2 separate regions of the Homo sapiens genome follow, and region 2 is linked to region 1. The links are chromatin loops, found by intact Hi-C in ENCODE. Cell type or tissue: Caco-2. All regions are shown on one strand. Each heading gives the region's core, and the rest is flanking DNA. Links, peaks and the distances in the headings are about the cores only.

What was found. A loop is a pair of places that touch in the nucleus more often than their neighbours do. Peaks named below come from ENCODE experiments on the same cell type or tissue, not always from the same donor. Only the 100,000 strongest peaks of a DNase experiment are listed, where the experiment ranks them.
Region 2: a loop joins it to region 1, with 10 times the contacts of the local background. A loop is called at or near these places in 1 of 110 quality-filtered maps.

What each region holds. Positions count from the first base shown.
Region 1 is chr2:108,314,162-108,317,077 of GRCh38, forward strand. No RefSeq gene overlaps it. Among named protein-coding and RNA genes, the nearest start is that of SULT1C2, 27 kb to the left of the region's middle. In Caco-2, for the core only: no CTCF peak of the experiment used is centred there; DNase peaks (open chromatin) are centred at 1,470, 2,070 and 2,560; H3K4me3 peaks cover 1,275 bases.
Region 2 is chr2:108,540,115-108,543,030 of GRCh38, forward strand. The region is part of intron 1 of LIMS1 (LIM zinc finger domain containing 1); the gene reads left to right. Among named protein-coding and RNA genes, the nearest start is that of LIMS1, 7.1 kb to the left of the region's middle. In Caco-2, for the core only: no CTCF peak of the experiment used is centred there; a DNase peak (open chromatin) is centred at 1,487.

The DNA of each region.
Region 1 (2,916 bases), core at 187-2,686:
ACGTACTATGTGCCAGGTACTGTGTGAATGATGGGGATACAGTGGTGAGCAAAGCCCTTCCCCTATGGATTTCATGGTCTAGCATGTGAAGCAAAAGTCCACTAAGTCGTGACACATGTCACCAACCGAGGAGAGTGCCATGTGAGATGGTTTCAGGCTTCGAGAGGCCAGAGCAGATCAGCTGAGACTGGGGCCTGAGGCACAGCTTTCCTGAGAGGACATGGTCCTTCCTAGGTGTGAAGCATGTGCTGGCTTTAACTAGGCAAGAGACTGGGCAGAGAGAAGGAGACCCAGGAGCAGGCTTGGTGAGGCGGGCCTGTCTCAGGGCAAGAAGGAAGGGCTATGAGGGGAAGAGCTACAAGCTCAGGGAGAACTGACAAAATGGGGCCCCAAAGAGAGCCGGGCATGTCACATGGGGCCTTGATGGTCATGGCAGAATGTTAGACTTTATCCTAGGAGCATCAGGAAGCCCCTGCAGGCTCCAAGATAGATGGTGAAACACTCAGACTACCATGTCAATATGTCTACTGTGTCTGTGCCATACACACAGCACAAGGGTGGGAGCCACACTGTTCCAGTTGAGAGGGCTGGGAATTGTTCATGGGTGTGGAGACTTCCAGGGTTAAGGGTTAAGGGAACCTCCTCCCTCAGCCTCTCACACCTGGTTACAAAAGCAGGAAGTAGAATTTCAGGTTGACCAGCAGGATACTCACTCCTTATTAAAAAAAAAAAAAAATTTAAGACAAAGTCTCACTCTGTTGCCCAGGCTGGAGTGTAGTGTCACAATCGTGGCTCACTGCAGCCTCAACCTCCTAGGTTCAAGCAATCCTCCCAGCTCAGCATCCTGAGTTGCTAGCACCACAGATGTGTACCATCATACCTGGCTAATTTTTATTTCTTACTCTTTGTAGAGACGGGGTCTCACTATGTTGCCCAGGCTGGTCTAAAACTCCTGGCCTCAAACAATCCTGCCACCTTGGTTTCCCAAAGCACTGGGATTACAGGCATGGGACACTGTGCCTGGTCTTTTTCATTTTAATTGCAGACACGGTTCTTTAGTGCCTAGTATACTCTTTAAGTACCACTGGAGATTCATGACAAGAGGAAGAGTAATAGGAAAAGATTAAGATGACCAAGCCTCAGATCAGCAAGCAAACTATCAGAGATTCACAGATCTCTCTGAAAAGAAAAATGTGGCCTGAGACATTTAACAGATTCTCTATCAGGAGTGTTTCTCATATGCAGCAATATATCTGACCCAAAGGACACAATTTAGTTAATGTCTTAATAATACAGAAGTAGACTCACCCAAGCAGGTTGCTGCAAGTCAGAGATCTCAGAGATTAGCCCAATGCTGGTCAGGTTGTCAAGTGTTTGTCAGAGTGACTGGTGTGGTATTCTCCACTCTGCCTGTGGCAGGCCAGGTCTCATTAACAGCTGAAGAGGCAGGCCTCCATAACAACTGTTTCAGCACTGACTGAGTGGTTAAATATTAAAAGCTGAAAGAACCAGTGCCCTTATACAAAGGCTGGAATGTAACAAAAGCCCACAAAGAGTTTTGCCTGGGCCTTTCCTGGGCCTTGACAGGAATGACAAATAATGAAGGAATTCTTAACAGGACCCATAAAGATTAAACAAGTTTTTATTGGGGGTCTAAAGAAACTCCCCAGACCTCCACAAACAAGTTTTATTGTGGGTCTAAAGGAACTCCATAAACCTCCATAATTTAGCAGGAGACAAGATAAGGGTAATTACCCTAGCACCTGGACCCATCTAGATTAAGTAAATTTACTGAGGCTCCAGAGGAAGGTCTTCTTCGAAACTCAGACCGTAACTATAGATTAGAAGACGTTAATCACTTATGTCTTTGGATGAATACACACTTAAATGTAAACATATAGCTTAGAAGGTATATAATCCCTGAAAAACTGTAATTTTGAGCTGATCTGGCAATATTTTCCAGGCCTTCTCCTTGTACCCAGTTACAGAATTAAACTCTCTTCTTTCCTAGTTCATCTGCATCTCGTTACTGGGCCGTGAGAATAAGCAGCCTGACCCTCGGTTTGGTCTGGGAACATGCCTAGTCAAGGGCATCAATAGGGTCACAGAATAGAGATTGGTCTGTGGCCATTCAGCCTTGCCCTTTCCTGCCTCTCTTCACCCAGCCACACCTTTCCCTCTCCTTCTTCCCACCTCTCCCACTCATCAAAGGACGAGCTGGCCAATCATTTCGAAACGGGGAATACTAAAAACACAGGGGAAGTGCAGATAACTTCTAGCATTTCCTGTCCCCTCAAGAGGATACTTAACATAGATTTTCAACAAAAGAATACCATGGCCTAACTATGTGAGGTATTAATGAAGGTCAATTTATAAAAAAGAAGGAGGAAAGCTGTGCTTGCTTTCTCAGCAGGGAAGCCTATGGACTGAGCCAGGTCTGAGTTCTGTGCGCAGGCTGCCTGGATCTAAACTAGGCGCTGTTAGCAGTGCGCTGCAGGAGTGAGACTGACCTCACCAACTGTGTAGGAGCTGGGTGAGGCCTCTCGCTACCGGCTATCCCCCACTCCCCCGACGAATTCTGCTGCACAGCAGAGAAAGCCATACTCCCCTCTGGATCATAATCCCATTAGCCTGAGAACCACCCCTGCATCCCCCACAGTGGCCGCGGCAAGCCCCGCCCAAAAGCTCAGACCCGCCTAACCCTGCCCCTAACCGATGGTATTTCTCTACTGGCCCTGGTAGCATAACACAAAAGACATAAACTCTTGGGAGCTTTATGGTCCCACCCATCAGCTGAGAACAAGAATACTTACCCTGGTCAACTTAGAGCAAGCTTATGTCCCACTACTACTACTGCAGCAGGAGCTCTCTTGCAAATTCCACCTCAGGGCTGGAAGCCATTCAACTCAGACCATT
Region 2 (2,916 bases), core at 168-2,667, 230 kb after region 1:
CTAAGTGTTTGAAGTGGAACAAATGATGTTTTGTGAATGTTTCTAATTTTCATTTAACAGGTGATAAAGTACAGATTCCTTTTTTTTTTTTTTTTTTTTTTTGAGACGGAGTCTTGCTCTGTTGCCCAGGCTGGAGTGCAGTGGCATGATCTCGGCTCACTGCAGGCTCCGCCTCCCGGGTTCAAGTCATTCTCCTGCCTCAGCTTCCCAAGTAGCTAGGACTACAGGCGCCTGCCACAACACCTGGCTAATTTTTTGTATTTTTAGTAAAGACGGAGTTTCACCGTGTTAGCCAGGATGGTCTCTACCTCCTGACCTTGTGATCTGCCCGCCTCGGCCTCCCAAAGTGCTGGGATTACAGACTTGAGCCACCGCGCCTGGCTGATAAAGTACAGATTCTTTTAAAGGGTTTGTGGAATTCGTGGTAGTATTTATATAGTGCATGCTTTATCTGTTAACGTGCTAAAAAGACAATCATGGTGACATGAAGATCTAAGAAAATTTATTTAACATTTAAAAAGTGGGTTTATATGTGAAAAAGTTGGAACCTACTGAACTCATGCACTTTAGTGGGTCCCCTGCATTAGCCCTTTATTTAAATACACTGCTTCTTTATTTTACAGGACAGGATTTGCCTAGAAGGTAAAATAGTTTATTCAAGGCCGAAAGTCAGTTAACAGCAGGGTTAGGAATACAGCCCAAGATGTGGTTGTATTGTGGGGTCTCCTCTGCTATATTACGTTGGTTTGCTCTGTTACTTTATTCACATTGCATTGTTACAGTTTGTTGTGTGTATATATTTTATCTTTTTGTCTACAGTATAGAGTAAATACCTTGAGGACCAAGACCTATAGCTGAGCCCATTAACATAGTACATTTGGAAATGTCTGAATGAATTATGGATATTGGCCCAGAATTGTTCTATTACAGGTGTCCTGGATGTCAGTCTCTTTCAAGTGATTCCTTTTGAAGAACACTTCAGAAGTGTTGTTGAAGACCTGGTATTCCTAGCCACATGTGCTGGTGCTTGCAACTTTTTCCTCCCCAGAGAGATCCCTTCCTATTGACGGGCTTCCTTACCAATGCATCAGCTGAGTGACAAATGTTACCAACTACTTAAACAGATATGTTTATTTCTCATTGGTAAATGTAGCTGTTGTTTTGTTTTTGTTTGCTTACTTTTAAAGCTGGGCACATTGCTGTCCATTTTAAAATTTGCCTTGTTAATACAGTGAGGAAGGGAGGGAGAATGGACATTGGGTAGGCAGTTGCAGCTTTTGCCACAGCTAGCTGTTTCTCCTTCTCAGTGCAGTAGATTCAACAGGATTTGTTTTTCTGTGCAGGTACAGTGCAGGTGCACCTGACTGATCTGTCATCCATGTTGGTTTCAGATTTTTCTAAAGAACTACTTTGGTCACATGTTTTCAAAATATTGAGAAGCTGCTTATTGCCTGTCAAGTAGGTCCAAACTCCAGCGCCTGGAATTTAAGGCTGTTTGTGATCTGGCCCAACCCATCTTCATAGCCTTGTCACACACTGTTTCCTTAGCCTTTGTCTCTCTAACCCACTGCCTTTTTCTGAAAATGATGATTTCCTGCCTCAGTGCTGTTCATGCCCTTCTCTGGGCCTGGAAAATCATCATCTTTTGTGTTTTCTTGGCAGCTGGAACAAAATTGCCGCTTCTCTCATAAAATAACGAATTCCTGGAGCATTAATTTAGCCCCCGCTGTGTAGTAGGGAATTAGGGATTCAGAGCTTTTTCTGTTTTCCCAAAGCATTTTGAATTCTTTTTTGGTAATTACCAATTTCTGTTTTGTTTTATAGTTTTTTGTATATATGTCTAAGCTTTTCTGCCAAAGTGTAATCTCTGGAAGTAAAGGAATGTCTTAATCAAATTTGTTAAATATCCAAAGAAAAACAAGCTGCACAGTAGGCTTTATTTCTCCTTTTATTTGTTGTTAGTGAATCGAAAAGTTCAGGGCTAGCTCTGTTTAGTGTCTTTGACGTTGTTTGAATAAATTCACAAAACTTTGAGTAAAACAGGATCATTTTCTTTGGTTTAGCTTGACTCTACAGTGTATTACAGACTGCTGGCAGAGACCCAACATCATGAAACATTTAGGAGAAATTCAGATGATATTTAGGCATCCTTGTTTAGTTTCCTCCTAGGCCACTGTTTTGGAAACTCGGTTAGTCATAACCACCTTCTCTTAATTACCTACTTCCACACAAATACCTTAAGGATATTGTTTTATATAATCTTACCATCACAGCCACACCACGAAGTAGGATCTTTATATCTATTTTACAGATAAGGAAACCAAGCTCAAGAGGTTAAGAACTCACCAAGTCATACAATTAGTGACAGCTGGGATTCATACCGAAGTGCCCTGTAGAGCCCTGTGTCTCCTCACTTCATGGCACTGGTCAAGAAGAGGTCACAGCTCGCTAATTGTTTTTCCAAGTCTCAAGGCTTTTTCTTGGCATGTCCAGACAACCTATCCAGTTTTACTCCCTCCTACCCTTACGCTTATATCATCTTATTGCCAACCATACCACAGTCCTTCTTTCTGAACTTGATTTTTGTTACTCTGCTAGGAGTAGCCTTTCCTTTTTTAAGGGGGTAGGAGTTCCCAAGTCTTACAACTCAAGTCCCAGCTTAAACTCCTCTGTCTTGAAGATGACTTCCTTGGCTGCTTCAACACCTATTAGGCTTTCTTTTCTTGACCTCCCGGAGAATGCATTGGGTAAGATTCAGTTCTCTACCCAAATTTAATGTGTCTGTATTTGTGTGCAACACACAAACTTCATTATTTTTATTTGAACTCTTGGCTGTGCTTGCATATGTGAAAGTGATATTTACAAATTTTGGAACACATCTTTCAATACAATTTGTGTCCATTATATACACTGTAC